2 separate regions of the Mus musculus genome follow, and region 1 is linked to region 2. Evidence: chromatin loops called from intact Hi-C (ENCODE). Cell type or tissue: gastrocnemius. All regions are shown on one strand. Links, peaks and the distances in the headings refer to the core of each region. The heading gives the core; the rest is flanking DNA.

The links. Hi-C counts contacts between places; a loop is a spot of excess contacts. Peaks named below come from ENCODE experiments on the same cell type or tissue, not always from the same donor. Only the 100,000 strongest peaks of a DNase experiment are listed, where the experiment ranks them.
Region 1: a loop joins it to region 2, with 5 times the contacts of the local background. A loop is called at or near these places in 17 of 42 quality-filtered maps.

What each region holds. Positions count from the first base shown.
Region 1 is chr7:28,292,414-28,308,453 of GRCm38, reverse strand. Dll3 (delta like canonical Notch ligand 3) reads left to right here and starts at 6,669. Exons shown (of 9, transcript NM_007866.2): 1 at 6,669-6,770; 2 at 6,889-7,170; 3 at 8,230-8,287; 4 at 9,319-9,561; 5 at 9,718-9,935; 6 at 11,944-12,166; 7 at 13,531-14,110; 8 at 14,329-14,413; 9 at 14,528-14,899. The coding sequence starts at 6,708. The coding sequence ends at 14,533. Timm50 (translocase of inner mitochondrial membrane 50) reads left to right here. Exons shown (of 11, transcript NM_025616.3): 5 at 42-100; 6 at 187-306; 7 at 605-709; 8 at 803-901; 9 at 1,476-1,632; 10 at 1,925-2,031; 11 at 2,424-2,628. The coding sequence ends at 2,525. In gastrocnemius, for the core only: CTCF peaks have their summits at 6,103 (motif pointing right) and 9,041; DNase peaks (open chromatin) are centred at 6,635, 7,005, 9,058, 9,432 and 2 more places; H3K4me3 peaks cover 970 bases.
Region 2 is chr7:28,139,356-28,155,395 of GRCm38, reverse strand. 9530053A07Rik (RIKEN cDNA 9530053A07 gene) reads right to left here. Exons shown (of 20, transcript NM_001164655.1): 5 at 15,052-15,656; 6 at 12,612-13,173; 7 at 10,972-11,564; 8 at 8,190-8,775; 9 at 7,881-8,080; 10 at 4,602-4,743; 11 at 2,341-2,678; 12 at 1,531-2,104; 13 at 591-1,207; 14 at 1-252. It overlaps Gm38976 (a long non-coding RNA gene), which reads left to right and starts at 6,894. Exons shown (of 3, transcript XR_881918.1): 1 at 6,894-6,963; 2 at 7,533-7,603; 3 at 9,179-9,301. It also overlaps the pseudogene Gm21925. In gastrocnemius, for the core only: CTCF peaks have their summits at 3,326 (motif pointing right) and 6,866 (motif pointing left); DNase peaks (open chromatin) are centred at 3,356, 6,863 and 8,349.

The DNA.
Region 1 (16,040 bases), core at 2,907-10,906, 150 kb before region 2:
CAGTGGCTTACTTTGGAATCCCTTTGTGCCTGGTGTTTTAGATCCAATTCTGGTTCAGCAGTTGCGCCGGACATACAAATACTTCAAAGATTACAGACAGGTGAGTGGGGTGGGTGTAGAGGGGCTGTGCTCAGTCCCCACCCCCCATGCCCTGTATCTGAATGAGCGGCCCATTCTCTCCTGCAGATGATCATCGAGCCCACCAGTCCCTGCCTTCTCCCAGACCCTCTGCGGGAGCCCTACTACCAGCCACCTTATACACTGGTCCTGGAGCTTACCGGGGTCCTTCTGCACCCAGAGTGGTCGGTGTGTCCTGCAGAAGGCAGTGTGTTGGGATCCTCTGGGGGGCTGGGTCAGGAGTGGTGGTGGGGTCAGCCCCACTGCCATGTGTTCTCTTCCTTCTTGTGTCCTTTGGTGCCTACTTTAGGGTGACAAACATGAGTTGGCTTTGGCTTAGAGTTGTTGTACCACATGAGTGGGGCCAAGCCGTATGCTCCTCGGCCCCCAGAAGTAGACAGATGCCTGCCTCTGGGGCCCTCAGGCAGGGTCTTGACCTTTTGGGCTTTCTGGTCTAAACACTCCCCTGTCCTTACTGCCTCTGCAGCTGGCCACTGGCTGGAGGTTTAAGAAGCGTCCAGGCATCGAGACCTTGTTCCAGCAGCTTGCCCCTCTGTATGAAATAGTCATCTTCACATCAGAGACTGGCATGGTGAGTGAGGCTCTGAGGCAGCAATGACCCAGGTGTGTTGACAGACGCCCGGGCTGGACCTAGCCTCATCTCTCCTTCTCTCCGTCCCTGCAGACTGCATTTCCACTCATTGATAGTGTGGACCCTCACGGTTTCATCTCCTACCGTCTGTTCCGGGACGCCACCAGATATATGGAGGGACATCATGTGAAGGTGCCATGTGGGGATGACGGTGGGCCTCTGGGATAGATTTGGGGGTGCTTAAACCGCTGAGAAAAGGGGCCTTGCTCCTTCTGATGTCAGTGCTTGCCTCCAGGTTGTCTAAGGGGTGGGGGCCCAGGCCTTGCTTCTGGGGTTGTAAGTGGCTTCCGTGAGGCTGTGCTTGGGACTGTCGTAGAACCTGTTTCTTTGGCTAGCCAAGCATCGAAACGTAGTGACCAGGCCCCTATTAGACGTGTGTTGTTAGGTTCTCCCTTATGTCTTGGTGACTCATGGTATAAATTCAGGCTTTGACAAGGGCCTGTCTGTAATTCCTGGCTTGAAGTGAGTCTTGTAGCCTGGTGCAGGCTTGGGGTATGAATTGATCCCACCAGATAGAGCCCATGCTCTCTCCAGAGACCCCTGGCTTAGGTGTCCATGTGACCAGCTTCCCAGTTTCTCAGAAGCCTGAGGTTACCCTCCATAACCTGTATCTGGGAGTCTTTGCAAGGCACGTCCTTGAGTGTCTGTCTGTCTGTCCACTCTGCGGCCAGCAGGGTGGGGAGCTGATCCTCTCACTCACTTCCAGGACATCTCCTGTCTGAATCGGGACCCAGCCCGAGTAGTAGTCGTGGACTGCAAGAAGGAAGCTTTCCGCCTCCAGCCCTTCAACGGTGTTGCCCTGCGGCCCTGGGATGGCAACTCAGATGACCGGGTCTTGCTGGACCTGTCTGCCTTCCTCAAGAGTGAGACTTACCTTAGTGTCTGGTCCAGAACCCTTGACCCTGAAGACAATGGCAGACACTTGATTTTGGCTTGTCATTAGTATAAAACTGAGCAATTGGGGTGGAAGAGATTTATGAGTATCCTGGAGCCTTCTGGAACTTTCTGAGCTATCCAGGCATTTCTCGTGGGGGTTATTTGGTCATGTTTGGAGGAACCCTCTCAGCACTGACAACATTCAGGATGTGCTGACCCTACCCTGGGTCATGCTAAGGCCTGACTAACTAGTACCCCCTTTACCTGTTGTGCCTACAGCCATTGCACTGAACCAAGTGGAGGACGTCCGGACGGTGCTGGAGCACTATGCTCTAGAGGATGACCCACTGGAGGCATTCAAACAGCGGCAGAGCCGGCTTGAGCAGGTTAGGCTCTAGTCCCTACTGGGCACTTTGGACTTTTGCACCGTCTTCTTGGCTTTGGCCTCTCGGTGGGGCTCTCACACAGCCTGCCTTGCAGGGCTGCTCTGAGGGCTCTGCAGCATGGGCTAGAGGCAGAAAATAGTGAGCACTTAAGATAAGTCCATGGCCTTGGGTGGTCCTGAGACCTTTCATGGTAGACTGTGTGCGTAGAGCTTGTGCACAGGGATCTGTGGACGCTTGGCCTCGGGCATGTTAGTCCTGCACCCCTGGGGCTAAGAGTTGCTCTTTCCACGCTCTGGATCTAACGGGTGGACTCGGGTTCTATACTGGGCCTGAGTATGACGGCAGGCAGGCTTCTGAGTTGACCCTTGTCTTTTTCTGTCCCTCATCCCCAGGAGGAGCAGCAGCGCCTGGCCGAGCTCTCCAAGTCCAACAGGCAGGGCCTCTCCTTTGGCTCACTCGCCAGCCGACTGTGGCCTCGCTCCAAGCAGCCCTGACTTCTAGGCTTCCTCAGAGACTTGATGCCTGAGCCTTGGGCCCCAGCCCTTACACGGCAAAGTGTGGACAGCTATGTGTCCAATAAAGCGAGTCCCAGATGCCACAATGCCTGTGTCCAGAGTCCAGATGGGGCACTGGGGTGAGGTCTTGGACTCGGTCGTCATTCACAGTGACTGAGCACCACCACAGGGCTGGGTGCCATGAGTGCCTCGTTGGAGTGGGGCTCCTGCCAGCCTGAAACTGAAAACCTGGGTTTCTGCTGCACATGTCTTCCCATATACTCTATGAGTTGGCAAAGAAAAGCCCCTCTCTCTCTCTCCCTCCCTCTTTCTCTGGCTCTGGACTCCTTGTGTGCTGTAGAAATAAAGAGAAGTCTGGCCTCTGGGGAGCCGCCTCGAGGGCTGTCAGCCTAGCTGCCGTGTGTGGCTCTGTGGGAATGTGGTTCTGGAGCTGTGCGGTCAGCCACACCTCATAGAAGCCAGAAATACGATTGCTTTGTCTTTTTGGAGACATGGTCTCGCTGCGTAGAGCTTGCTAACCGTGATCTCAAGAGGTCCACCTGCCTCTGCTTCCAAGCGCTGGAACTAAAGGCGTGCACCACCACGCCCGGCTCACTAATAGGGTTTTTTAATTAATTTATTTTTCTTTATATTTATTGGTGTTTTGCCTGTATGTATTTCTTTGTGAGGGTGTGGGATCCCCTAGACCTGGAGTTACAGTTTTGAGCCACTATGTGGGTGCTAGAATTGAACTCAGGTCCTCTGGAATAGCAATCAGTGCTGTTGACCTGAGCCATCTCTCCAGCCCCAATGATAGTCCATTCGTTTTTATAATGTGTATATATGTGCTTTGTCAATGCACCGTGTGCTTATTCTAGAACTCATGGAGGCCAGAAGAGGGCTTGGAATCCCCCAAGGTTGTGAGGGAGCTGCTATGAGGGTGCTGGAAATTGAACCTATGTCCTCTGCAAGTGCAGCCAGTGTTCTTAACTGCTGAGCCATCTCTCCAGCCCACCCAAAATAGTTCACAAATTGATAGGCTCTTGTGTAGTAGCCACGCAAACTTTTGGCAAGCTACTGCAAGGTACTTAAGACTTAAGGTCTTAAGGCAAAGCAGTGGTGGCGCACGCCTTTGATCCCAGCACTTGGGAGGCAGAGGCAGGTGAATTTCTGAGTTCGAGGCCAGCCTGGTCTACAGAGTGAGTTCCAGGACAGCCAGGGTCACACAGAGAAACCCTGTCTCAATCAAAAAAAAAAAAAAAAAAAAGACTTAAGGCCTTAGTTTCTTCCTGTCTGAGGTAGGGTGGAGCATCTGACCCAAGCCCCTGCTCCAGCCAGCATCTAGTATTAGCCTGCGTAAAACCAAAAATTAATGCTTTTTTGGCAGTTTGAAGACATGGGTCAGATGAGACTGCATTCTAGGTTGTTTAAAGTGCCTTTGGTGGTACCATGGGGGGAAGGGTTGGTGTGCCACAGGGCTGTAATTTCAGCTTTTAAGACACAGGAGAACTGTCAAGTTTGAAGCAAAACTGGTTATGTAGCAAGACACTATACAAAGAGTTACAAGTAAAACCAAAACTCAGCCCAGAGTACTAGGCAATACAGAGGGGTGCTCCCAGCAGCCAAAGCTCTCAGCCCAGAGTACTAGGCAATACAGAGGGGTGCTCCCAGCAGATTTTGAGGACTCCCTTCTCTTTTTTCCTTCTTCCAGGACAGGTTTCACTGTATAACTTGCTGCCTGGAATTCTTTCAGTAGACCAGGTTGGACTCCAACTCACAGAGAACTGCCTGCCTCTTCTCCCTTCAGTGCTGGGATTAAAAGAACAACAGTGGACCAAAGCTTGCTGTAGGGATAGGATCCTGGGTGGAATGGGTTGTGGGTGGAGGGAACGTGGTTTTTGGAGTTGGGGTCCCTCAGAGCCCTCTGAGGGAGGGGCCCTCATGTCTGAGATGATCTTGCTATGTAGCTCAAATTGGCTTTGCACTTAATTGGCCCTCCTGCCTCAGCCTCTTGAGTACTGTGGTTATAAACATGTACCCCTACAGTCTTCTAGAATGGATTTGAAATGTGACTTAAGTCTGCTACCTCAGCCCTGTCTCGTGTCACTCCCACTGGAGGAGAGAATTGAACATAGGTGCAGGAGCCCTGAGACAGTGCTCATATGATGAGGCGGGAAGCATTTAACCCCAAATGCCCTGTTCTCCAGGGCTCTCTGTGTGGAGTCGTTTGTGTGTATAGTCATGTCCCCTCCTCACACCCCAAGACAGTAGTGAACAAGGCTGCTAGGAAGCAGTGTCCTACTGTTCCCTCAGGGGAGATGTAAGGCAGGCAGTTGTGGGGGGATAGAGATAAAAAATGGGGGCAGAGAAAAGGGGAACACATAAGACTATAATTCTAGCTATTCGGGAAACAGGCAGGCAGGAGTGTGGAGGGTTTTGGGCTGGCCACTCTGTCTCAGACTAGGCAAGGGCTGGGGTGGTAGCTCAGCCGGAGTGCTAACCTAACAGGCATAAGGAGTGTTCACAGGAAAGAGAACTGAGGAGAGAAGCAGTGGTTTGGGGCCTTAGAGGTGTTTGTTTGTTTTATATTTTTATATGTCTGGGGGCAGAGTAGGCATGGGCATCCGGTAAGAGAAGAGTGGTGGGGGTAGTTCCTGGCCATGTGGATCCACGGGTGAAAACAGGCTTGGCAGAAAGTGCCCTGCCTAAGTCATCTCACCAGCTGGAAGATGCTGTTTTAGACCGGATGGAATGATCTGGAGCGCCTCTTTGGAAGGTGTGTGCCAGCAGAGTCTACAGTGAGAGGAAAAGCTCCTGGGATGGCTGGTCGGGCAGGCATGATCGTCCCAGGGCCTCAGCCTTTGCTGTTCACAATGTGTTTGCTCCAGGATCCTCCTCACACCCCAGGCCTTAGCAGGGGCTCTGTTTCTGTGCGTAACAAAGTCCTAAACAGCTAAGACTTTCAGAAATCCCTTAAAGTCTGCTTTATTTGTGATTCAGAGCTCTGGAAATACCACCTTGCCTCGTGGTGAAGCAAAACCAGGTGTGGTAGGGTTTTGTGGTATTTTCCTGTATTGGTTTTGAGAAAGGCTTTATGTCGTCTAGGCTGGCTTCTTTCTCTTGTTTGTCCTGCTTCTGCACTGCTGGGATTACAGGTCTGCCATGCCCACCCACGCCTCTTTTTCGACTAAACATTTAGTGGGACTATAGCCGTCTCCCCTCTACAAGACAAATGTGGATATAGGAGCAACTTATATTTTCCCTAAAATTACTAGCTCTGAGTATTAACTTAGTATTTACTGGGGGTGGGGAGTGGGTTTCCTCTGTTTCTGCAGCCTTGCTCACCGTCTGACTTCAGCACACTAGCCTGGGCACCTGCACCTAAATTGTTTTACTTGCCTGGATCCTGCGAAATCCCACCTCCTCGCCCCCCGGGGTGGGATGAGCAGCTCCATTCATCTGGGGTGGAGAGTGGGGCCCTGGTGCCCGAAGACTGAAGACTAATTTCCTGTCCGTTTGCCTCTCACACCTTCCTGAGCCCAAATGGGAGGCCCAGCTGCGGCCCAAGGGGGAGGGGCACGGCCGCCCGGCAGATGGCGACATTTACATACAGCTGGGAGGCCCCTCCAAGACCAGGATCCTAGCCTGGCGTCTGGTGGCGATACTGGCTTCGCGGAGGGGGGGCTTTGTTTTAAGAAGGGGAAACACACATGCATACACACGAGAGGTCTTCCACAAACACACAGGGGTCCACACAAAGAACTCAGGATTCTTCCTCACCGCCTCCTCTGTGGGGCTCCGAAACACAACCTCACACACAGCCGGCTGGAGACGCATTCACTGCACTCATGGGTTCATAGGGTCCTCCACAGCGGACAGGAGCTCACATAAGTACATACATGATAGAGAGGAATGCACCTGTATTTCCGTTCTCCCACTTCAGTACGCACAGTATCTTAGAAATTAACCCCTGCCGCTTTCAGATTGGCGCATGCAATCACACTCAGGATGAACCTCACCAAGTCGCCCACATAGAGTTACTGTATCCCTTTCCCTGGGACCCCTCTCGGCCGGTAGCTAAAAGACTGGCCTGAAGGGGCGGAGCGTCCCCTCAAATATAAGACTCCGGCATCCAGCAGCTGCGACTCCTGAGACTATTTCCCCATCCTGTCCCCCAAAGCAATGGTCTCTCTGCAGGTGTCTCCGCTTTCCCAGACGCTGATCCTGGCTTTTCTTCTTCCTCAGGTCAGATACAGAAAGGAAAGGAACAGATGGGGTTGGGCCGAGACCTGGAGGTCTTAGAGACTTTCATGGGGCACACAGATACCTAGGTCCCTTAACCTTGTGGCCCTCTCTGTCCCAGGCACTGCCAGCTGGTGTCTTCGAGCTACAAATTCATTCTTTCGGGCCAGGCCCAGGCCTCGGGACCCCACGCTCCCCCTGCAACGCCCGAGGCCCTTGCCGCCTCTTCTTCAGGGTCTGCCTGAAGCCCGGAGTCTCCCAGGAGGCCACCGAGTCCCTGTGCGCCCTGGGCGCAGCACTGAGCACGAGCGTCCCGGTCTATACGGAGCACCCCGGAGAGTCAGCGGCTGCCCTGCCGCTGCCTGATGGCCTCGTACGTGTGCCCTTCCGCGATGCTTGGCCGGTGAGTCCAACCTCCACCTCTTTCTGTCCCCCCCCAGCTCCCGACACCATCCCGTGCCCCAGAGCCTTTACTACCCCCTCCTCTCCGAAACCCACATTCCCAGACCCCCTCCGCTATTCTCTTCAGGGATGTCTTAAAACTGGGCTTCTCATCTTTTTGTGGTTGTGTGTGTGTGTGTGTGTGTGTGTGTGTGTGTGTGTGTGTGTGTGTGTGTTATACTCACGAATACGCTTTACAGCGATATGTGGACAATTTCAGTTCTGCCCTTTATTTACCATGTGGGACCCAGGGGGTTGGACTAAGGTTTTCAGTAAGTGTTTTTTACCCAGTGAATCCTCTTCTCATCCTGTTTTGTTGTTATTGTTTGTATTTTGTTTTGTATTTTTAGAGACAAGCCTGGCTGTCTCTGAGTTCACTATGTAGCTAAATCTGGTCGTGAGTTCCTGATCCTCCTGTCTTCACTCACTCCCATCTCCCAAGTGCTGGAGTTATGGGGTGCAATAGCAAGTCGAGTTGGGGTCTTTGTCTTTATTCTAGATCTCTTCTTTGGACCTGGGGCTCCTCTCAAGCACTTTCTTGAGGTCACCTAATCTCTCATGTTTCCAGCCTTAGTTCTTTTGGTTGGGACATCAGGTCACTTACTGAATCCTGGTCCCCATCCCTGTACCCTGCACATCTCAAAAAGAATCAGGGCCCGTATTTGAAATGTAGACATTGTTGGGAACTTTTTCCATATTTTATTTCCTCACCTGTAGATGGGAACACCTTAGTATGTCCTTTTGGACAGGGTCTTGCTAGATACCCCAAACTAACCTCATATTTGAAACCCTCCTATCTCAGCCTCCTGAGCGCTGGGATTACAGGTATGTGCAAACACACTTGGCACAATGGCGTATCCAGAATGAGACCAAAATGCTCCTGGCTCCCGGGGCAGCTCCTTCTGGGAATGCTCCGTAGCTCAGTCCCAGAGCTGGCTTCCAGACTCCGTGCTGTGTTCTGGAGGTCAGTGAGCTTCCCTGACCACCGGCTTCCTCTCTTCGTTCTTCTCTGTCCAACCAGGGCACCTTCTCCCTCGTCATTGAAACCTGGAGAGAGCAGCTGGGAGAGCATGCTGGAGGTGGGTGTCTCACGGGTAGGAAGGGGCAGTGTTGAGTTCAGGACTGATAATGGGCTGCCTCTAAAGTGGAGCATTCCTGCTGGGCTTGTGATGTCATCATAGCTCCTAGGATGTGGTGCTGGGCTAGTGGTTTTGGATCTGTGGGCAATCTGGGTATAAATATAATTCAAAATTCCTAATGGTAGCAATGTAAAGACCATGTCCTGAGAGAGGTTGAGCATCTCTGACCCCAAAATGAGACAAAGGGCTCCAAAATCCATTTATTGTATCTTATCTGTTGTAATAGAGAAGAACTCCCCATATGCTATGCAAGACTCCATCATTGAGCCTTGCTCCTAGTCCCTAGTAGATTCCTGGGACACTCTACTTCTGAGCCATCTCCTTGGCCTTGATTTTGTATTTGAAACAATGTCTCATGTAGCCCAAACTGTCTTCAAAATGCCCATTATAGGAATTATCCCCACTATGCTGCACCTAAAATTTAAGTCTTTTTCTTGAAACAGGGTGTCACATAATGTAGACAGGCCTTGAACTTGCTGTGTAGCCCAGGCTGTCCTTGAATTCACAGTTCTCCTGCCTCCGCCTCCCAAGTGCTGGCGTTGTGAGCATGAACCACCATTTTGAGGTTGGTTGTCTCTTTTTAGCTTTCTGGATAAGGCTCCTCCATTGGTACTAGGCCATCCATCTGGCTTAACTCTGCCCTTTGTGAGGCTTTTGCTGGGATTAGACATGAGTGGAGCCACTACGCATAAGACCTTGAGGGGGCGCTATGACTTCACTTTTGGAGATCCTGTCCGTAGCTATTGATGGCACAAGATGTTAGAAGTCTCCTATTTTAATATTCTAACAAATACAGGAGTTATCTTAGGAGTTAGTGTTATTTTAACACTAGATATGCCATGCAGGTCCCTAGGTGCATTAAGGGGAGGGCAGGCTTGCTAAGGAGGGCTTCTACTCTTCACCTAACCAGGAATTCCCAGGAGGGGTGGGGATGACCTGAATCTCAGTGCTCTACATCATTCTTTCCGCAGGGCCCGCCTGGAACCTGCTAGCACGTGTGGTCGGCCGTAGACGCCTGGCGGCTGGGGGCCCGTGGGCCCGCGATGTGCAGCGCACAGGCACATGGGAGTTGCACTTCTCCTACCGCGCGCGGTGCGAGCCGCCCGCCGTCGGGGCCGCCTGCGCGCGCCTGTGCCGCTCACGCAGTGCCCCCTCGCGGTGTGGCCCGGGACTGCGACCCTGCACGCCATTCCCAGACGAGTGCGAAGCCCCGTGTGAGTCCCTATGCGTGCCCTGCGCTACTACTTAAGCGCGGATCCTAGTTCCTTCTCATATCCCATTGATCTCCTTTAGGGAACCGAGGGCCCTGGGTCCCAACCTGCTCTAGCATTCATGTCTTGTTCTTTCTGCCTCTCCTCTGCTTCCTGCAGCTGTGTGTCGACCAGGCTGCAGCCCCGAGCACGGCTACTGTGAAGAGCCTGATGAATGCCGTTGCCTGGAGGGCTGGACTGGACCCCTCTGCACGGTCCCTGTCTCCACCAGTAGCTGCCTGAACTCCAGGGTTCCTGGTCCTGCCAGCACTGGATGCCTTTTACCTGGGCCTGGACCTTGTGATGGGAACCCATGTGCCAATGGGGGCAGCTGTAGTGTCAGTATCTTTTTTGTTTTTGTTTTTGTTTTTTTTTTTGTTTGTTTGTTTTGTTTGTTTTTCGAGGACAGGATTTCTCTGTGTAGCCCTGGCTAGAACTCACTCTGTAGACCAGGCTGGCCTTGAACTCAGAAATCCGCCTGCCTCTGCCTCCCAAGTGCTGGGATTAAAGGCGTGCGCCATCACCGCCCGGCTTTCAATTAATTTTTGAGTCAGGGACTCTCACTGAGCCTGAGCTGGCCAGTTCGGCCGGCCTGTCTGGTCAGTGTTTCTGTCTTTACTCCTTTAGCATCACTGAGATCGGAGGTGTGCACCACCGAGCCTGCTTTTACATGGGTGTTAGGGATCTGACCTCAGGTCCTCATGTTTGCACAGAAACCATTTACCCACTGAACTATCTTCCTGGCAGCTCCTCCGTACCCCAGGCTCTCACTGTGTAGCCCCTTGCTGGACTTGAGCTCACTATGTAAACTAGGCTGGCCTTGAACTCCCAGAGAACTATCTAGGCCTCATAAACACTGGGATTAAAGGAGTGTGCTACCACACTCTGCTTTCTTTGAGATAGCCCACCACACCCTGCTTTCTTTGAGATAGGTTTTAGCTAAATAAAACCCTCACTGGAACTCTGATTAACAAAGGGCTGGCCTAGAACTCCTAATTTTTCTGCCTCGGCCACCTTGAGTGCTAGATTACAGGTTTGTGTCACCATCACCATGGCTGACCTGATTAGAACTTTACCTTGTGAGTTACAGCACGGGCCTCCTCCCCCTCCTCCCCTGGCCCGGGAGGAAGCCCGGGTGCAACTATCTGGTAGCCTTCCCGGAGGCAGGCTCTCCTGCCTGCAACTTGGACCTTAAAGCAGGATTAGGGTATGAAATGGTATTGAAAAGCAAAAAGTAAATTGGCAGTGTCATAAGGTGTGTGAGCAGCATTAATGATACCCTGTGGGGTCTCTGTGAGTTGAAAGGTTTAGGATGGGGCACATATGGAAGGTGATGGCATCAGACAGCTTCCTGAGGATGGGCCCTGGGCAGAGCAAACAGGAGGCAGCTAGAGAGGGCAGGCCAGGCGAGTGGCAGGCATGGAGGCAGCAAAGGAACGGAGCTGGGAAGGAGGTCGCTGGGAGAGTAGAGTCCGGCGGGCCTTCTGACACCGACAGCTTGGGCGAGACGAGATGCAAGCTACAGAGAGAGGGCCCGTGAAAGGGAGCTCGGTGAAGCCTCCTTGCTGGGCTAGGGCTCAGTAGTAAGAGCCCTTGCCTAGAATTTACCAGTGAGGGGGTTAGGGGCGTGGCTCAGCAGAGGGCCAGCCTAGAATCTTCCAATAAGGGGGTGGGGGGAGGAGGAGGGGTGTGTGTGTGGCTCAGGGATAGCGCACTTGTCCACCAGTGAGGGTTTGGGGTCCCAGCTCAGGAGTCAAGCGCTTTCTTAACATTAAAGAGGCCCAGGGTTCAATCCCTCGCACACTAAGGAGCTTAGTGGGGAAGATGGAACCACAGCTCAGTGTCTGACCACTTGCCTTGCACATGCACGATGACGAGTCTCGTCTTCAGGTGGGGGTCGGGGCAGGAAAGAAGCTCTCGTGGTGGTAGGTGTGGTGTGGCTCACTCTTGTAACCCCAGCACTTGGGACACTGAGGCTCCTGAGTTCTACGTCATCCAGGCCTCCGGGGACAGAGAGCAGAGAGACCTGTCTTTTAAAATTGCTCTCATGGGGGAAGTGAGTAGTGTGTGTGTGTGTGTGTGTGTGTATGGGGGGGCAGGGCAGGTAGGTGCCATGTGGTAGGCTCAGTTGTGATGGGAACAGCTTTCCGGGTTTCCAGAGCTTCACCCACTCTAGGATTTCACATGTAGGAATAACAACATGGACTAGATCGAAGAGCAGCGTTCCTGGGGGAAATTCTATACCCTGGGACTTGGGGATGAACTAAGCCACCCATAGTGGTATAGAAGGAAGAGATTTGGCTCCAAGGAGTCTCTTGCCCAAAGCCAGCTTGTCTCTCTATTCAGGAAACCTCTGGCTCCTTTGAATGTGCCTGTCCCCGGGGATTCTACGGGCTTCGATGTGAGGTGAGCGGGGTCACGTGCGCAGATGGACCCTGCTTCAATGGCGGCTTGTGTGTTGGCGGTGAAGATCCTGACTCTGCCTATGTCTGTCATTGCCCACCTGGTTTCCAAGGCTCTAACTGTGAGAAGAGGGTGGACCGCTGTAGCCTGCAGCCATGTCAGAATGGTGAGGTGGGGAAGCCAGAGCGGCTAGGGGTGGGATGGGGTCTCTGCATGACTCAGATGATCCTGGGTGGGAAATACAGCCTGTGTGCCCTGTGTACCCTATGTCCTGGAGACATGACCCCCCCACCCCCCATGAAACAGGAAGAATATTCATCTCCTAGGTCTTTAAGATTTTACTGCCTGTCAGGCTTTAATTTAGGTGTTGGGAATTTAGCAGAGTAAGAAGCCAAAAATCCCTGTTGTGGTTCAAGAGAGAGGACAGTGTGGCCAGAACAGACTGGTGACAGATGAGCTAAGGCTGGTGACAGGGGCAGACCAGGTAACCTGCTAGGATGGTGATAGTGACTTTGGGCCGGGCAGTGGTGGCACACACCTTTAATCCCAGCACTTGGGAGGCAGAGGCAGGCGGATTTCTGAGTTTGAGGCCGGCCTGGTCTACAGAGTGAGTTCCAGGACAGCCAGGGCTACACAGAGAAACCCTGGGGGGGGGGGGGGAGGATTTCGGTTTTTACTTGGGTGAGATGGAGCCCAGGAAGATTCTAGGCTGGGGAGAACCCCGATTTGACACGGGTGTTAAATGGTTACATGAAGCCAAGCTGCGCGTATAAACCCCAGCACTCTAGAAGGTGAAGGCAGGAGGATCAGGCGTTCAAGGTCATTCTGGGCTATATATAAGTTCCAGGCTAGCCCCCAACAAACAGCAGCAAAACCCCAAACCAAGGGTTAAATAAGATGAATGTGAAGACCCTGGTAGATAATTGAGTCTGAAATACTGTTTACAGTTGAACATGTTAGCACTCTGGAGGCCGAGGCCAGAGAACCATAAATTCAAAGCTCACCTGGGCTAATTGTTTCCTTTGACTGAGTGACAGAAGGGACGGTACTAGACAATGCCCTTTTGCAAGTACCAGTAGCTGCCTTTTCCCAGGGGCTCTGTTGCCCACTCTCAGGTCTCAGAGGCATCAGGGCTGGATGAGGGCACAGGGCACAGGGGCTTTGGGCTGGAATGGAGGAGAGAGAGAGAGAGAGAGAGAGAGAGAGAGAGAGAGAGAGAGAGAGAGAGACCTGGAGGAAAATAGGGTGGGCGGGGGAGAAAGGAGCGGGAAAGAGGTGATTAGGTTCAAGAAGCCATGGGCAGCCTTGCACCTGTAACCCCGCACTTGAGGGGAGAATACAGGAGGACCCTATGTTCCAAGCTGGCCACATACCGAGACCTGTTCAAATTTTTAAAAAGGCATGGATGTGGCTCTTTAGATATTCAGACCGGGAACTTCTAAAGTATGGTCCAACAGTAGAAAAGACACAAGTGGGTGCGTGGGTGCAGGGTGTGGGTGATCGGTTGGCGCTGACACCGTTTCCCCGCAGGCGGCCTCTGCCTGGACCTGGGCCACGCGTTGCGCTGCCGCTGTCGCGCGGGATTCGCCGGGCCGCGCTGCGAGCACGACCTGGACGACTGCGCCGGCCGCGCCTGTGCCAACGGCGGCACGTGCGTGGAGGGCGGCGGCTCGCGCCGCTGCTCCTGTGCGCTGGGCTTCGGCGGGCGCGACTGCCGAGAACGCGCCGACCCCTGCGCCTCCCGCCCCTGCGCGCATGGAGGCCGTTGCTACGCCCACTTCTCTGGCCTGGTCTGCGCCTGCGCGCCCGGCTACATGGGCGTGAGATGCGAGTTCGCTGTGCGCCCGGACGGCGCGGACGCGGTGCCCGCCGCCCCGCGGGGCCTGAGGCAGGCGGATCCACAGCGCTTTCTTCTGCCTCCCGCCTTGGGGCTGCTGGTGGCCGCCGGTTTGGCTGGCGCCGCACTCTTGGTCATCCACGTTCGCCGCCGAGGTCCTGGCCAGGATACCGGGACTCGCCTGCTTTCTGGGACCCGGGAGCCTTCGGTCCACACGCTCCCGGATGCACTCAACAACCTGAGGTTACAAGACGGTGCTGGGGATGGCCCCAGGTGAGGGCGACACACCTTGTCACTGCGGCCAATTGACTGGTCTGGTTCTATCGGATTGGACTTTCTTACCCAGGTGTTCTAGCCCTAGCCCTCTTCTGATGGGGTCATTGCAGAATTCTCCCTTGCCAGTCTGCGGTTTCCCTCTTTGATGGGTGTGGGAAATAAAAAAATGAGAATTCGTGGGGTCTGAATTGTCCCCCGTTTCTCTCCTCCCACAGTTCGTCGGCTGACTGGAATCATCCTGAAGATGGAGACTCTAGATCCATTTATGTCATACCAGCCCCTTCCATTTATGCACGAGAGGTATCCTCGACCCACGTTCCCACGTTCCAGGCTTTGGACACTTGGCTCAGTGGCAGCCAGCTCCTCCCACCCTCAATATCTTTTCTAACGCTTCTTTCTCATTTCTTTTTTCAGGCCTGATCCTGCCCCTTCTCTATCTTGTCCCTTCTCTATCATCGCCTGGAGATGGAGCCTGAATGATTTTATTTACTTTGTGGTGTCCAATCTCTACCTCCCCCTACCGACTGGAGACTCTTTGAAAGGGCTTTATTGTACATATTGCTTATTTATAACCTAGTTTTTCTCATCTCCCCAGAGACATCTATAAAGGTTCTTATTTTGCTCAACCACATCAGGCTGAGAACTTTTTATTTTCCCAGGATAGAGTTTCCTCTCTGTAAAAGCCCTGGCCAGCCTAGAACTCTGTAGACCAGGCTGGCCTCGAACTCACAGAGATCCACCTGCTTCTGCCCCCTAAGTGCTGGCATTAAAGGCGTGCACCACTCCAACAGGTGAACTTTGTTTTTGATGTTGAAACTAAGAGAGCTGTCTCATAAGGGGAATAGTAGGTTTTTGTTGTTCTTAAATTGAGACAGCATCTTGTGATAGCTTGGAGCTCATTGTATAAACCAGTAGCTCTCAACTTGTGGGTTGCAACCCCTTCGGGGGTTGAACAACCCTTTCACAGGCGTCACACATCACCGATCCTGCATATCAGATATTTACATTATGATTCATCACAACAGCAAGGTCATAGTTATGGAGTAGTAATGAAATGGTTTTATGGTTGAGGGTCACCACATGAGGAACTGTATTGAAGGGTTGAAACATTAGGAAGGTTGAGAGCCACCTCCTTTCTTCTTTCCTTTCTTTCTTCTTTCCTTTCTTTTCTGTTGTTTTTTTCTTTTTAAACAGGTACTTATATTATATGAGGGCTCTGTCTTCACACACAGCAGAAGAGCACATCAGATCCCATTACAGGTGGTTGTGAGCCACCATGTGGTTGCTGGGAATTGAACTCAGGACCTCTGGAAGAGCAGTCAATGCTCTTAACCGCTGAGCCATCTCTCCAGTTGTGTTGTTTTTCAACACAGGGTTTGTAGCCTTGGCTGCCCTGGAAGCCACTCACTCTGTAGATCTACTGGATTGCCAACCAAGCTAGCATCAAACTGCAGCAGCTTTCCAGCGTCTGCATCTTGCACACTGGGAATTACAGGCAGGCACCACCACGCTGGACTAGGCCTGGTCCTTTGATAGAAGGCTCACTAAAAGTTTTTAGGCTTGTGGTTATGCTGTAGCACAGGTAATTAGATTAAAATATAATTAAAATTAGCCAAGAGATTCTGGCACGATGGCACATGCCTTTAACCCCAGCTCTTGGGAGGCAGGAGCAGTGGTTGTCTGTGAGTTCAAGACAAGCCTTGTCAGAGCGAGTTTCAGGATAGTCAAGGATCCATAATGGGACCCTGTCTCAGAAAGGGGGGGAAAAAAGGCTGAGGCAGGAGGATTGTAAGTTTAAGGCTAGCCTAAGCTATATAGCTGTGTGTCTTTCTCAAAGATAACAGAAAGCAAAACAAAACAAAAAATACGTTTAAAACCCAGCCAACTAGAGAAGGGGATGTGCCAGGGTCCAGGTCAATTCCTAGTC
Region 2 (16,040 bases), core at 2,822-10,821:
TCCGCCCACTTTCCAGCCCTCAGGTTTCCCGCCCACTGCAGTCAGGTCATCGTTGGGATTCTTGTTGTAGTTGCCGCACAGGCCACAGAGGGTGCCAGCATAGGCTGCGGGCACGCGCAGGCGCATGAAACTGTTTCCATCAAAAGTCAGGGAGAGCCCCCAGGAGGTGTGTACCACCAAGCCCATGCCACTTAGGTGAACAAGGAGCCGTGATTGCAGCTGGAACGGCAGCTTGACCATCTCTCCATCCACCTGTGGATGTGGAAAGGGGAACCAGCTGAGTCCAGTGTGTTTGTGCTTCAATCTTACCTACACCATTCAGAATCAGTTGTATTAAGACACATGATTTCTGGTTATAGTAATAGCACAGACTAGTACATTGGCTCTTTGTGCTACCCTTAAGCAGGTACCTTTTAACAATCTACCCTACAGAGGAATACTGGAAGGCTGAGCCTGGGGAAACCACTGCCTCCAGTCTTCCTGGTCCCACAGGCTCTAAGCTGAACCGGTCTCACACTCCCGCCATGCTGGGAAAGATGCTCTGTACACCAGAGACTGGAATGGATTCTGTGGGGCCACAGCCCACTCACCAGTAGGTTCTTGGGCCAGTGGGCACTGAGGGTCAAGCTGAGGCCATAGATTCGCAGAGTGATACTTCGTGTGTAGCTGACAGCCTGGCTGCACCTATGCTCATTAACCACGGTGACATTGAAGTATTCAGTCCCTGTGGGTGGTGCATGGCAGGGTGCACTCAGCAGGTACTCGCAGGTGCCTTGGAAGTCAAACCGGTGCCCATCTAGGGTGATGTATGTGGGATCACCCAGTATTTGACATTCAGCTATGCTTATAGGTTGGCAGCCGATCTCTCCAGAGGCCAACAAGGCACACTCCTCACCCAGCCCACAGCTGGCAGGCTTGCAGACCAAGGAGTCACCTCCAGGTCCACAGTGACACCTCTTAGAGCAGGTGGTATCAGCCCAAAACTCAGTGCCTGCTTCATAGTATGTGCCATTGACCCAGCAGCCACAGCCACCATCCAGGGGAACACACTGATCAGCACTCAGGACGAAGCCCTTGTCACACTGGCATCCCTCCACACAGGGCCCATCACATGCAGTTGGGGCTGTGTGTCGTGCAGGGGGTGGGCAGCTGGCTGGGCAGGGTGGGCCACAGAGCTCGTAGTGGCTGTTGACAGGGCAGGTGATCTCTGTAGATGAAGGAGAGAGAAACCAAGAACAATGTTGAACTGGCCTATGGGGACAGAGTGGGGAGAGACATCAACAGAGACAGAAGGGGACAGAGAGACTTGCAGATCCAGTGACATAGTCAGAGAGGGACGAAGTGACAAAGTAGAGCTGATGGCGTGAAGGGCAGACAGAGAGAGATGAGCTGCAGACCAGACAGACACAGCCAGGAAACAGGCATGAACAGAAACCAGCTGAAAGACTGCAAAGGGTGAGAGTGAAGCCAGCCCAGCCCAGCAGAGCCAGTGTCACGTGCCCAGGCCTTGTCCTGCTCCCCACCACTCACCACAACCGGCCTGAGTCCTCCAGTCCTCGATTTTGATGCCAGCAGCTTGACAGGCAGCAGCATAGTCAGCCAGTGCCTGGCATAGTATGTCTTTGACTTGACCACCCAGGCAGACGTCCAGCACACAGCCCTCAAAGAAGCTTTCAGGAGGCACATGGGCATGGCAGCTGGTAAAGGGACCCACTGTGTCGTGGTCCAGAGGTCCACAGAAGCCAGGACCCCTATACTCCTCCACTCTGTCCTCTGGGCATGTGGGACAGGACCCCTGACATTCATTCCAACAAAGAGGGTCCCACCCTGGAACTTGCCAGCTGCCACCCCAGGTAGGTATTGAGGGTGCCATTGTGCCATTAGGGAAGACTTGGTCATTTTGGGGGTTTTTGTCCATGTTCCCACAGAGCCCACACACTGCACCATAGTAGCTGCTGGGCAGTGTGACGTGTACCCTCCACTTCCAGTTGTAGGTGACCTGAAGCCCAAAGTTAGTCTCCAGCACAGCCTTTGAGCCTCCATTAATCACTGAAATCCGCCCACCAGCCAAGTACACAGGCAAGGCCATGAAAACTCCATTCACCTGGGGAGAGAGGGAGTCCAGCAGGGGTCAGGGAGCAGTGCGGGTGGAGCTGTATCCTCTGTTGTCCCGCTTCCTCCATTACCCTGGCCAAGGGCTTTTCCTGGCTGACATTCTAACCCACTATTTCAGGCTCTTGGGAAAGAGATCTGCCATTGGGGTTTATTTTAGATCTCTTGATTGATCAAGGTCTCTCCCAACGCTGGCCTTCTTAGAGTCTTAGGTCCCACTAATCATACCTGAACTCTGCCAGTCTTTTTCTCGTGGATGGTGATGCTGGTGTTGTAGGTTTTCACGGTGACCTTCCTCACGTAGGACACCTTAGGGTCGCTCTGGCTCTCATGCTTGGTAATGACACTGAAGGGGGTCAACCCCTCAGCACCAGTGCCAGGGCAGCCAGTTCCTGCCATCAGGTAACTGCAGGTCCCGTGGAAATTAGTGTTCAGGCCATCAAAGGAATGGTAGTGAGGGTCTCCCCACACCCAGCACTTGGACTCATAGTTGGCTCTGCATACACCCTTGCCATCTTTCTCTGTGCATGTTTCCTGTGACCGACAGGTAACACCTTGGCATGGGTCTATGGAAAGAGGAGACAATATTCTTGAGCTGCTGCCTACCACCAACACGGCTGTTCCCAGAATCTACCCCACGAGGTACCGGGCATATTGGCTCTGAATGTGCTAGGAGGGAGACCAGATTCCAGGCAACAGTGTTGACACCTAAGTCCTAGGTCCTAGGGTTGCTCTGGGGAAAAGCCAGAGAGATGGAGTTCAGCAGTTATGAGCATGTGTTGTTCTCATGGAGGGCCTGGAGTTGGCTCATTACAGCCACATGGAGGCTCACAGTCGTCTGTAACTCCAGTTCCAGGGAGGATCAAACACCTTCTTCTGGACCCTATGTCTCTATGCTCAAGACCCCAGTCCTGGGATTTCCTGGTGAGATTTCCGTGTCTGGGGTCCCAATGTCTCACACTTTGAATTGGTCCCCAGTCTACATCTTATGGCCTGAGGCACTAGCTCCATTTGCAGGTGGCACTGTGTTCTGCCTCAGGAGTCTCAGTACTGATGATTACGTTGGAGAGCTTTCATGTCCAAGACTCCGTGTTAGTGCCTCTATACTTCCTCCCCTAGGTTTCTAGTTATGGGGTGCACATACAATCTCTGTGTGTCATCCTCAAGCCTTCAAACTTGCTCCTCTGTCTTGTTTCCTGTTTGAAATCGGTCTGGAAGCTTTGTCAGCAGAGGGCGCTGGGGAGTCTGCGGGAGGCAGGGGCGCCTGTCCTCACAGCCTGCGCTGCTCATCTGGCTGCTGCTGCTGCTGCAGTGGGGGTGACTCCGTGAGGCCTGAGGCAGGTTGGATACTGGCTCTCTAGCTGGTCACTTAGATACATAGCTGGCTGCTTCCGGCTGAGTTTTCTCAGCACTTCAGCCAGGCTTTCGCCAGTGAGGTCTGAGACAGCCTCAGGGTATGTCACTTCCCTATCCCTGCCTTCTTATGTGGTGAAGGAAACCCTGCAGGGGCCACTCAATGAGTCGTCTGTTGCATGCGCTCTTCCTTACCCTATAGCAATCGGTGTTGGCAGTGCCCTTCCCCAGCCCCAGAGCTGTGGGTGGACTCCAGGGTGCAGCATATGCTAAGCAGGGACTTAGCCGCACACATCCTCAAATATGTGAATCCCTTGCCATAGTAAACTTCCTTTCTCCTGCTGGGACCCTGATCAATGCAGACTTTCCCTCAGCGACCCTGCAGTCCTGCTCATCATTTCTGAGAACCCCAGCCCGGCCCTTAACTCTGGAGTCCTCCTCCTTCGTTCGTTGCACGAGAGGGTTGCCTTCCTGAGAAACCGTTTTGAGGTTAAAACTGTGTCCCCAGTTTTGAAGGAGGGGCGCCTCTTCTGAGACCTGCATCTCCAAAATCATGAGCCTCTGCTTGGACGGTACCATAGTCAAGGTTCTTCTTTGATTTTGTTTCTGCTTCTACCCTGGGGACAACCACCTTAGAATCTCAGAGCTCTGATTAGCCCAGCGATTCCTGGACTCCGATGCTGGTTTCTGAAGCCCCATGTCCAACCCAATGAGCCCCTGGGCAAGAACTCAGAACCTTCTGGTGCTTGCAGTTGTAAATAAATCTGCTTTTCAGTGAGAAGTTTTACTCCAGGCCATGTGGCCTGCAAACTTAGGTAATTGTCACTGCATTTGAGAACAAAAGATCGCCCAATCCTGCAGTACTCCAAGGGCCTCTGACCTCCACCATCAAAATCTTGCCCCAGGGTTCCCGCAGCCTTAAAGCCCCCTGACACCCAGCCTGCATGACCTCTGCCTCTGGCTCCTAGAATCGCAGCCTAAGGTCTGGCATCTCAATCCACAGCCCTCTGAACCTCTCACCATGAAGCTTGTCACCCTCAGCTCCCAGCCCGTGTCCTGTGTCCCCCTACACCAGCCCAGCCACACAGCCCGTGTCCTGTGTCCCCCCACACCAGCCCAGCCACACTGCCCAGCACCTTTGGTGACGCAGGTCAGGACGCCTCCTGAGGGCTCGCACACCTGTCCTGGTTTGCAGCTGTGATCCTGGCACATCATGCCTTTGCCTGGTTGGCACACACAATGTTGCTGGCAGTTTTCAATGAGAACTGACTCCTCTGGCTGTGGGGACAGAGAGCATGCTATCAGTAACCAGAGGCGGAGGCCGATTCCCAGTGTTTCAGGCACAGAAGGAACTGGAGTATACAAAGCAACTGCAGCAGTGTGGTCCATTGCCAGTGAGGCTGAGGTACTGCATGGCTTTGGGGCTCAACTCATCCATCCATCCATCCATCCATCCATCCATCCATCCATCCATCATCCATCCATCATCCATCCATCCATCCATCATCCATCCATCCATCATCCATCCATCCATCCATCCATCCATCATCCATCCATCCATCCATCCATCCATCATCCATCCATCCATCCATCATCCATCCATCATCCATCCATCCATCCATCATCCATCCATCCATCCATCCATCCATCATCCATCCATCCATCCATCCATCCATCATCCATCCATCATCCATCCATCCATCCATCCATCCATCCACTTCATTCATTCATTCATTCATTCACCCATTCATTCTAGAAAATTCACTGTTTAGGAGAAGCAGAGTTTAACAGTCAATGCAAACAAAGCATGCCGGGCATATTATCCTATCACTAGGGAGGCTGAGGCAAGAGGATTGTTGAAAGTTTGAGGCCAGTCTGGACTACATAGTGAGTCACTTAGGGCCACATGCCAAGACCACCAAAAAAGAAAGAATGAGTAACATTTGAAATGTAAATAAAGAAAGTATCTCATTAAAAAAGAAAGAAAGAGAAAGGAAGGAAGGGATGGAGGGAGGAGGAGGGAGGAAGGAAGGAGGGAGGCAGGAGGGAGGAAGGAAGGAAGGAAGGAAGGAAGGAAGGAAGGGAGGGAGGGAGGGAGGGAGGAGGAAGGAAGAAGGATCAGGGCAAAGGCTCTGGTGCAGGCTCTTCCCAAACTCTAAACAACGCAGCTCAGTTTCTTTATGTGTCATTTTTCTCATTGGCAGACAGTAGATACTTAATGATAGGACAGAACTAATAAAGTACAATGAGCGGGGTCGTGGTGATGGTGCACACCTTTTAGTCCCAGCACTTGCAAGGCAGAGGCAGGTAGACCTCCGAATTCAAGGATAGCTTGGTCTACAGAGAGAGTTCAAGGACAGCCAGGGCTACACAGAGAAACCCTGTCTTGGGGGAAAAGTGGCAAGTACAGCTGCCTTAATACAATGTGTGAAGCACAGGTGACAGTAGAGAGACAGCTTTTCAATAATCCAGGCTGCTTTGTAAAGGGGTGAAGGTGAAGCAAGAACAGATCATAACTGTGCAAGCTAAGCAACAAACAGGTGTATGGCGGACACTTTCTCTCATCTCTTGACATCACACATTTGATTTCATAACCAAAAGTCTATCTGTGTACATCACACAGGTCCATGAGCATTGCCACACACCCACACATTTGCTTTTATTACTACACACACACACACACACACACACACACACACACACACGTTAAGGCAGTCCTCCGTGTGGGGGAGCAAAAGGAGGAAGCAGAGGAAGTGAACAGCTGCTATAACAGACAAGGCTCCTCTTTGTGGTCATGGGGCAGAAGATGGGGTACGTCTCTCCTCGAGGCACTGGCTAGTTGCTATAAACCAGGGCTAGAGAGGTGGCTCAGTCATTAAGAGCCCTGACTGCTCTCCCAGAGGACCTGAGTTTGATTCTCAGGACTCCCATGGCATCTCACAGGCACCTGAAGCTCCAGCCCTAAAGGATCTGATGCCCTCCGTCCACAGCTTCTTTGACGACACCCACCAGGAACACTCATGGTGTGTAGACATGCATGGATGTTCATACATAACATAAAAATAATTCTTAAAAACTATTATAATCATATTGTTACGACTAATGCTTTGTTCTCAGAGCGTAAGCCCCGTGTTCACTTTTCCTGTAAGATATTGGACGGTAAGGATATTTGATTCCCTACTTGGCAGCTACTGGACTCTCTTGTTGCTGTGGCTGTCTTGAGCCAAAGGACTGTCCCTCAAATGAGCCAGCCAGATTAAGCTCACAGATCAGCATCCGTGGTTTTGAGCAATCCATGGATCTGTGGAGAAGACTTTTGGTTTTCACTAGACTTTATCACAGATCTCTGCGAACTCTAGATGCAAGCGTTTCTAGGCAGGAGCTGAAGTGCTCCCCCTGGTGGCCTGGCAGGGAATGTTGTTGACTGGTGCTGAACAGGCAAAGCTAAGATAGGTCTAAAGACCCCTGCACTGTGTGTGGTCTCAATACCCCTGCACTGTAAGTATGCTATTCAGCTCACCTCCTGAGGCAGCTGGGAGACAGAGCCCTGTGCCACCTTCCATGGCCTTACCAGTAGGCCCAAAGAAAGGCTGCTTCTGGGTGGTCTTTTCCTGCTAGCTTTTTAGTATTGAGGGCTGAGCAGGCAACACAAAGAGAGTGAAGTGAGGAGGAGGGGCGGGGAGTGGCCGGCTGAGCATTGGGAAAGAGCAACTGGGGTGAGGATGGAGGGGATGGCGGAAGGATGAAGAACTGAAGTCAAGGAATGGCAGGAGGCTGTAAAGAACCAGAAGAGAAACAACAGGCTCTGTTTGTTGGGAAAATTCCACAGAACTTTACGTGCACAGGACTCTCGTACCCCAGGCCTATGGTGTAACACTGGCTGCTGCTAAGGGCTAAGGAAGCCTTGGCCTCTTAGGCCTTTGTAAGAGCTGTGACACTTCTTGAACCAGAGCTCTGACATTAGCAGCTCTGGCTTGTTAGACCCCTACCAAATACCTGTGGATACAAAGTGCCCAGGATCAGCACTTGAAATGCTTTCCCTTTCCTACCCATGATCTTTATCTTAGCAGAACAGAAGGACTCCAGCTGTATGATTCACAATAGGGGAGCCATCTTTGTCCAGATGTGACACACAAAGGTAAGTCTTGACTTTGGGAGCCAGGGAAAGAGTTTAAAACATCAATACCTATGGTGACATTTGGAAAGGTCTTTTCTACTCCTACGAGGATGGTAGACCAGAGGGAGGAAAATTAAGGACTGGACGAGGTGTAGCAAGTCAGGGTGAGGGGAGGGGACAGATGTGGGCAGAGAGGTATTCAGAAGATGGAATGGTGGGAAGGCTATAGGTCCGACAAGCAGTGAGGGCTGGGTTCAGGAGGAAGTCCGGGGCTCTGTCAAGAAGGCTGAGTTCCTACCTCATAGTAGACTCCGTTGTAGTGGCAGCCACATTTCTCCATGGGCACACAGGTTGTGATACTCTGCAGGAAGTCAGTGTCACATTCACAGCCCTCTGAACATGGCGTCAGGCACTGCATAGGAGTGGTGATTGCTGAGCAGTCCAGGGAGCAAGTGTCTGCGCAGACCTCATAGTGGCTGTGAGGGGGGCACTCCATTGCTGCCAGGGAGAGAGGGAGGGCTGACTAGGACATCAGGGTGTGTGTTGGGGTTCTACTCCTGTCTCCCAAGCTTCCCCTCTCCCTACCCCTCAGTGTCCCATCACTTACGACAGAAAGTCTGGTTTCTCCATGGCTTGACAGTGCCCCCAGCCGCCTGGCAGGCGCTCACGTAGGCATGGATGCTGCTGCAGAGAATGCTCTGGTTCCCACCACCCAGGCAGAGGTCAAAGACACAGCTTTGCAAGGGACCCTGGGGGTCCAACAGTTTGTGGCAGGCAGCCAGTGGCCCCGTGGGGCTGGTGATCAGCCCACAGAACTCTTTCCCGCGGTACTTCTTCTCCAGAGTTGGGTAGCACTTCGGGCTGCAAGCCTGTCCCGGTTTGCAGGAAGGCCGCGGTGTGCAGGAAGAACCTGGCACAGCTTTTTCCCAGGAGTCTCCCAGCTCATTGGAACTGGCTGCCTGTGAGCCATCGGACTTCTGGAAGTCATTCTTGGGGTCATCATTGTAGTCCCCACACAGGCCACACATGTGTTTATAGTAGTTGTGGGGAACCTTGACACGCACGCTGTATTTGAGATCGTAGGACACGAGCAGGCCAAATTTGGTCTCGATTACCATATCTGTGCCATGCCGGAAGGCCTGAACTCTATCCTCATCCAGCAACACAGGCAGCTTCATGTCCACACCGTTCACCTGGGAGTCAGGGAATGCCAAGCTTCAGAGGGCGCGCTTTGAGGCAGTCTGTCACTAAGTGTCCCTAGTCTGTTTTAGATGTTCCTGTCTGACACTGAAATCCTGAGCAACCCTTTGCTCCCCCCCATTTTCATATTTGTAAAACATGTAGAATAACAGCATCTTATATGAGCCAGGACCTTGAAATGTGAACAGATTTTAAAAAAAAGGGTCTTTGTTGGGGTAATAAAAAGTATAATCTTGCCAAAAACCCACCATGGATCCAAGTGGACCCTGAATCAAATGGCAAGTGTCCTGTGAGGCACTGGGATAGGACAGAGACCATAGAAAGAGCATCATGGGAAGACCCTTCTGTGCCCTTGGGCAGGAGACTCACCTGTATTTCTGCTTCCTGTCTGTCTAGGAGGGACCAGGTGCCTTGTCTCCAGAGTGTCATCTAGTGAATCTGATACAGGACGCCTGCAAAGGCTTTGGCTGTAGACACGCCCTGTGGCTTGGGACTGTGTATGCAAGTCATCCTGGCAGTCAGGGGCACTCAGAGTGGCTGCTGTAAGTGTGGCTGGATGCAAAGCCAGGCTCCATGCCTCATCTGAGGATCACCCGAGGGCTCTGCCTGGTGCACCCCTGATGTCACCACATATGTGCCCTTCCTCATCACACTCCTGGCCGACTGGCTTTTCATAGGTGTGAGGAGACTGGGAGGAGGCAGGGGAAAGGCACAGTCTAGGCATGTCTAGAGTGTCCAAAAGACATTAACACCATTCCTCCCCAGGCTGGTAGTGAATAAAGGCAAGTCACTTAACCCTCTGGGCTCAGTTTCTGGCGCTGCAGTGAGGGACAGCCACAGGGAAGCTAGGGTCTGGTGACAGGAACAGAGACTGTTCCCACGAGTCTGGAGCTGCTCATCTGTCAACTGCTAACCTCAGAGCCTGGGGCTTGTTAGGGAAGAAGCTGCACCTGCAACCCACATACAGCCCGTGTGACAGCTCTTGTACCTCCTGCTCCCAGGACAATGGCTGTGTGTTGCATGTCAGTGGGGGATATTCCCAGTGTATTCAAATGCCACTCTCCTGTGAGACTCAATCTTCCTGTTCAGAAAAGCAATAGGGTGTGGTGCGGGACCCAGTGTGCTGTTTCTTAGCAGCAAATGCCTTGCCTTTACTAAAGAACTTCAACACAGTGATGGGACTTTGTCTTCCAAAAAAATGAATCCAATCATGGTGCCTTCTTCAGCTACCATTGCAAGGTTAAATTGATGGTGAGAGTGCCAGTTGCTTAGCAGCCAATGGGCCTGGGGCAGCATGCAAAACAAGCAGCTGGTTTACTGTTGTTGCTATGGTTGTTAAGGGATGATGGGGGTTACAGATCCTTTCCCACCTCTGAAGTTTTCTGTGTTGTGACTACCTCAAGTGCTCCTTGTGGGTAGGAAAGTAACCACTGCTTGGGCAGTGTTGGGTAGCAATTTCTCATAAATATATTTCATCCTTGAGGGATGCAGAAGTTCTAAAAAGGAAGCTCTATAAGACTAAGGAAGTAAGTAACTCACACGTCTCAGGAAGTTCCTAAAACTTAGCAGATATTCAAGGTCCCTCCCTCCTCAAGGTTATATAAGCAATGGGGACTGTTTGGAGACTCCCCTCCTTGTAGAGCTAGCTGAAGGTGCTTCAAAAAACCCCAGGGTTTCAGCTTTGCTCAGTTATCATCTGTGCTGGGGTGAACTTCTGTTTTCCCAGTTTCCTTTGTGTTGTTTATGATCCATGAGTTTGAATTCCTTTAAGAAACCCATAAACTCACTGGTTCATCAAGTTAAACTTGGGTGGTATTGTTATTCTGGCCCGTTATTAATTTCCATCTAGGGGTGAGTTGATGTTTGTTCTAGTCTTCTCAGAAATTGTGTCGTACAACAGGGAGGGAGCAGGTATAGTGGGAGGAAGATGGAGCACATAGGAAGATGAGGAGAGGATCAGTTAAGAATAGAACAGGAAAGACAAAGCAACATGGGAAAGGCTCCAGGTCCCCGAGGCCTCCTTACTCTAGGATTCCTATCCGTTTCTCCTCTTGTTGAGGTCACACTTTCTCACTTATTCTCTTGGGTCTCTAAGCCCCCTCCTGGACTGAGCACTGCTCATGCCCCACTCACATATCAACCCCTGACTGAGATCCGTGTCTCCTCTAGGGCCCCACCTCTGCTCTCACCTTGACCTTCCACTGATTCTGCTCCAGCTGCAGGGTGTAGTTGGCTACCTCGATGGTGATCTTCTTGGTCACACTGACTTGCTTGTTGCCCTGGACTGCGTTTTCCTGCAGTATTGTGAATGGTTTCAGGCCAGGTCGGGTCCAGCAGGTCTGGGCCAGCACGTGCACACAGGTGCCCATGAAGTCAAAATGGCGGCCATCAAAGGTAGTGTAATGTGAAGCCCCTGATACCTGACAGGTGGCAGAGCCCTCACCCACACATCTCAGGATGCCATCCAACACTTTACAGACTTCATGTGGGCTGCAGTGTGAGGGTTGACAAGACACCAGGCCACCCTTATCACAGTGGCAGAGGGAGTTACATTCAGGGCCAGGATAGAACTCATCACCTGGCGCATGGTAAATGCCCTGGTATACGCAACCACAGGATGCCAGGGGTACACAGGCCTCACCGCTAAGGACATAGCCCTCATCACAGACACAGCTCTCGTAGCAATCTGAGCCACAGCCTCCTGGCACTGGCTGGTCTCCACAGGTCAATGGACAGCCTCGCTGACACAGCTCATAGTGGCTGTGAGGTGGGCAGGTCATTGCTGCAGAGAGAGGGGTCAACAAGACCAAAGGCTTTTACTTTGGGGTGGACACAGTTGATTCCACAGCGCACACGTGCACACAATTTAAAAAGACCACTGTGTTTAGTAGCTTCAAGAGAATATCCTTTTATACCCTTTTGTTATAGCTTCTGAACCTCAGAAATAAGATTCAGTTCTGATGCAACTGTGGTTTGGGTAAATCTGTAATATCTTTAATAACACTGCTAACATTGGATATAAATGCTAATTTGTGTTACATATTTTAAATAAGCTTACACATGCCTGTATGTAGACACTATGCAGTATATCAGCGACTATAGCATTAGTTTCTTCATTTTATTGTATTATTAAAATATAAGTTTAGTGATTTCAAGCGTTAAGAAGTATTTAGTAACTAAAAGTTATTACTTATACTACACTTTAGTGAGAGCATTTAGTGTTACAATGAACAAACAGACCAACAATCAAGCACAGGGCTGGAGAGATGGCTTAGCTGTTATGAGCACTTACTGCTCTTGTGGAGGACCCAGGTTCGATTCACAGCACCCACATAGTGGTTCACAAACATCTGTAAGTTCAGTCCCAGAGCATCTGATATTGTTTTCTAACCTCCTTGGGATCTTCAAGCCCATTGGTGAGTAGATTTAGATGCAGGCAAAACACTTACACACATAAAATAAAAATAAACCTTAAAAAAAAACAAACCCCAAACCCAAGCAAATCAAACCATTTCTTGTTCCCCCTTCCTAAACAGGAATCAATCGTATCAGGCAGGTGGCTCTGTAAAAGCAAAGAGAAGCAGCCAGCCAAGCAGGCTGTGCGGGAGCTCTCCAATACAACATGCCATGCTTACGTCTGGCTCCGTGTTCATACCTCAGCACCTCATAGCAGCCTCATTGTGAATATACAGCGGCTTCCTATGATCTCAGCTTCATGGTATAAGCATAGCTCCTTCCTCATCAGGCAGCATAAGGATCAAACAATGCTACTTATAAGCTAACGAACAAGCATTAGACTCAATCCCCAGTTGATACTCTTGGTACTCACGGCAAAGTGTCTCAGTCCTCCATGGATACACAATGACTCCAGAAGATTGGCATATGGCGGTGTATGTGGCCAGTGTGTCACACAGTGGCTTAGTTTGGCCTGGCATACGGCAGCAATCATAGGCGCACTCTATGTAGGCACTGTTGTAGGCAGGCACTCTCCAACAGTGCTTGAAATGACCTGATATGTTAGTAAATATTCTGCAGTTTTGTGTTATATTTGACACTAATCCTTTGTTGAAGTCAGGACACAGATGTTGCTCGTCTGTCCTGCAGCCGAGATGTGATGATACCAGCCACTTCTTTCCAAAGTCTCGAGGGTCAATGGCTTCTGCTCTAATCTGTTTACCCAAGTCATCACGTGGGTCCCCGTTGAAGTTCCCACAGAGCCCACACACACTGTTAAAATAGTTGCTGGGCACCTTGGCAGTCACATGGGTGTCCCAGTTATAGCTGACAGACAGGCTGAAGTTCGTGCGTAGGATGGCGTACTTGCCTTGGCGGAACACTACGAGCTTCCCACCTAGGGCTTGAAAGGGCAGGTAGTGAAGGATGCCATCCACCTGGATAGAGATGGAGGAGGACCAACAGGTCAGGGTACCTGCCTCCTATCTCCCCAGTACGGGTACCACTCTAAACCTCTCCATTTAGTCTGGTCTAAGGCTATTGCGTTTATTTGTTTTAATACATATTGTTAATTAATATTCCAGCCTTAGGTAAAGTGAGAGGTGGGAGAACAGTATTAATACCTATCAATAATTTTGCCCTATCTTTATATAGAGCCTTTCCATACCCAACACTGGGGAATCAGAAGCTGATCCATGGAACGTTCTCTTTCCCACTTTGACTTGTCCACCTTCTCTCTCCCCATGGCACAAGCTATTCTCTAAGATAATTATGAGACATTGTGTGAGTATCTAACAATTCATTTCTACACAACACACACACACACACACACACCACACACACATACACACACAACACACAACACACACACACAACACACATACACACAACACACACAGATTTTTAATTTTAATTTTTATTAGTTTTTAGACAAAGTCTCTCTGTAGCATTGGTTATCTTGGAACTCACTATGTAGCCCAGGCTGGCCTCACAGAAATCCTGTCTCCCAAAATACTGGGATTAAAGGCATACACCACTATAAAAAATAATAAGTACTGTCTGTCTATCTATCTATCTATTTATCTATCTATCTATCTATCTATCTATCTATCTATCTATCTATCTATCTATCTATCTATCTATCTATCTTTGAAGTAGGGTCTCAGTGCGCATTAATTGGCCTGGAACTAGATGTGTGGCCAGTGTGAGAACCACAGTGATGACCCCAAGAATGATCTCCAGAAGTGCGGTGGCTCACAGGCTAGATTGGAATTTAGAGATCTGTTGTCCATCTCTGCCTTCTGAGTGCTGGGATTGGTTCGTGCACAGTTTGGCTTTCACTCTTCTTTCCTTTCTCTCTCTCTCTCTCTCTCTCTCTCTCTTTCTATCTTTCTTTCGTGGGCAAGGGGTGTCTATAGACTTTCGATATAGAAAGACTAAAGAATGTCAGAGAAGCTATCTTTGACCACAGGATGGGACTTATGGTGGATTTGCAAAACCTAAATTAAGAAGACTTGAAGCAGAATTGACACGTGTGTGTGTGTGTGTGTGTGTGTGTGTGTGTGTGTGTGTGTGTGTGTGGTTGTTCTTGAACCCTTGTCTAACTGGCTGGTCCAGAGCCCTGGGTTTTCAGTATTAGTGAGTGAGAATAGTTTGACCCTCAGGGCAGCTGGGCCAAGTTCTGGCCAGTACAGCAGACAGCCTGGTGAGCAAGTCTAAAAAGAAGTGATGGAGAGGCACCCATCCTGGGGAGAAAGAGGACACAGAGAAGAGGCAGCCTGGCAGCACGGCTTTTGTTTTGTTGGGATTTTTGACAGTAGAACTCACCATGTGTGGTCTTGATGTTGTCTGGGTGGACAGACATTTTCTCAGTCTTCGAGGTTAAATGGGCATCTCCACCCCCCACCCCCACCACAAATGCTCACTTTGTACCGGACATTTCACATCACCTGTTACCTTGCTCTCTGGTCCATTCTTTAGACACAAGTCAGTAATTCTAAACTTTCATAAGGACAAAACTAGGAAATTCTAATATCTACTGAGCACCAAGACCTCTTTTTGAGACCCTGAAGATGTGAATTCATCACATCCGCAGAACTGCCCAGAGACCAGAGGCTCCTGGTGGAGAACTATTTGACTATGATCTCTGACCGAGGTAAGACAGTCTGAGAGACTGTCACAGAGACAAGAAAAAGTAACAGGGCCTGGACCTTAGCCACAAGGTCGTTGAATGAATCCCACTCTGCTTCCACCACAGCCTTTGATCTTCCCTGGATTTGCCCCCCCCCCCCCCGTTCCCGCCCTGCCGCACTCACCAGCACTTTGCCTTGGTATTCCCGGCGCACCTCCAACTTGATTCCTAAGGCCTCCAACTTCACAGAACGCACAAAGCTTACGCTTTGACTTCCACGGCGTTCATTTTCTATAAACACTTTGAAGTCGGGGAGAGATGGGTGCTGGCCACAGGAGGCAGTAAACAAGTATGTGCAGGTACCCATGAAATTGAAGATCCGCTCATCTAAACTCATGTAGTGTGGGTCTCCGGATGCCCGGCAGATGCGGAAGTATTCCGGGAAGCAACCAAAGGAGCCATTCTGTACCCCACAGTGCTCCTTAGGCAGACACCCTGTTGTGTTCCTACAGATCACCTTCTGAGTGGCTCCATCACAGGTGCAGCGGAGGTGGCATTTTTCGTCCGCGTACACTTCTTGACCTGGGGCCAGCAGGCGGTCCTGGAAGATGCACCCACAGGATGAGACAGGCATGCAAAGGCCACGACTGGCCACGAAGCCTGGAAGGCACACGCAGCCCTCCACGCAAGGGCGCGAAGAGCAGTTGGTCGGTCTGGCTTCTGAGTTGCAGGAGGGTGGGCAGGCAGGGCTGCAGAGCTCATAGTGGCTGTTGGCTGGACAGGTCAGGGCTGGAGGGGTTGGGAGAAAGGGTGGGTCATGCCAGGTGTGGGGCTCCCCGAGACAATGCTGCTTCATCAGAGGTCCACACCCCTCAGTTAATGGCACTCCTCCTTTCCTGATGCTCAGGCCCCAGTGCCCCCTCCGCCCCATCCCTGGACAACCAACCTGGCAGTGGGCAAATCTCATAGCTTTCACCTTCCAAGCCCACGCAGAATCTGTGTCCATGACCCAGGAACCACAGCAGCCTCCTGCCCGGTTCCCTGCTCCCGGAACTGTATGTGCTCCTCACAGCACCAGAGGGACTGTGAATGCAGGCTCAGCCCAGGGACCTCGACCTTCTGTGACTTCAGTTCACTCAGGGGAAAGCAGAGTCCTCCCGAGGCCCAGGGGTT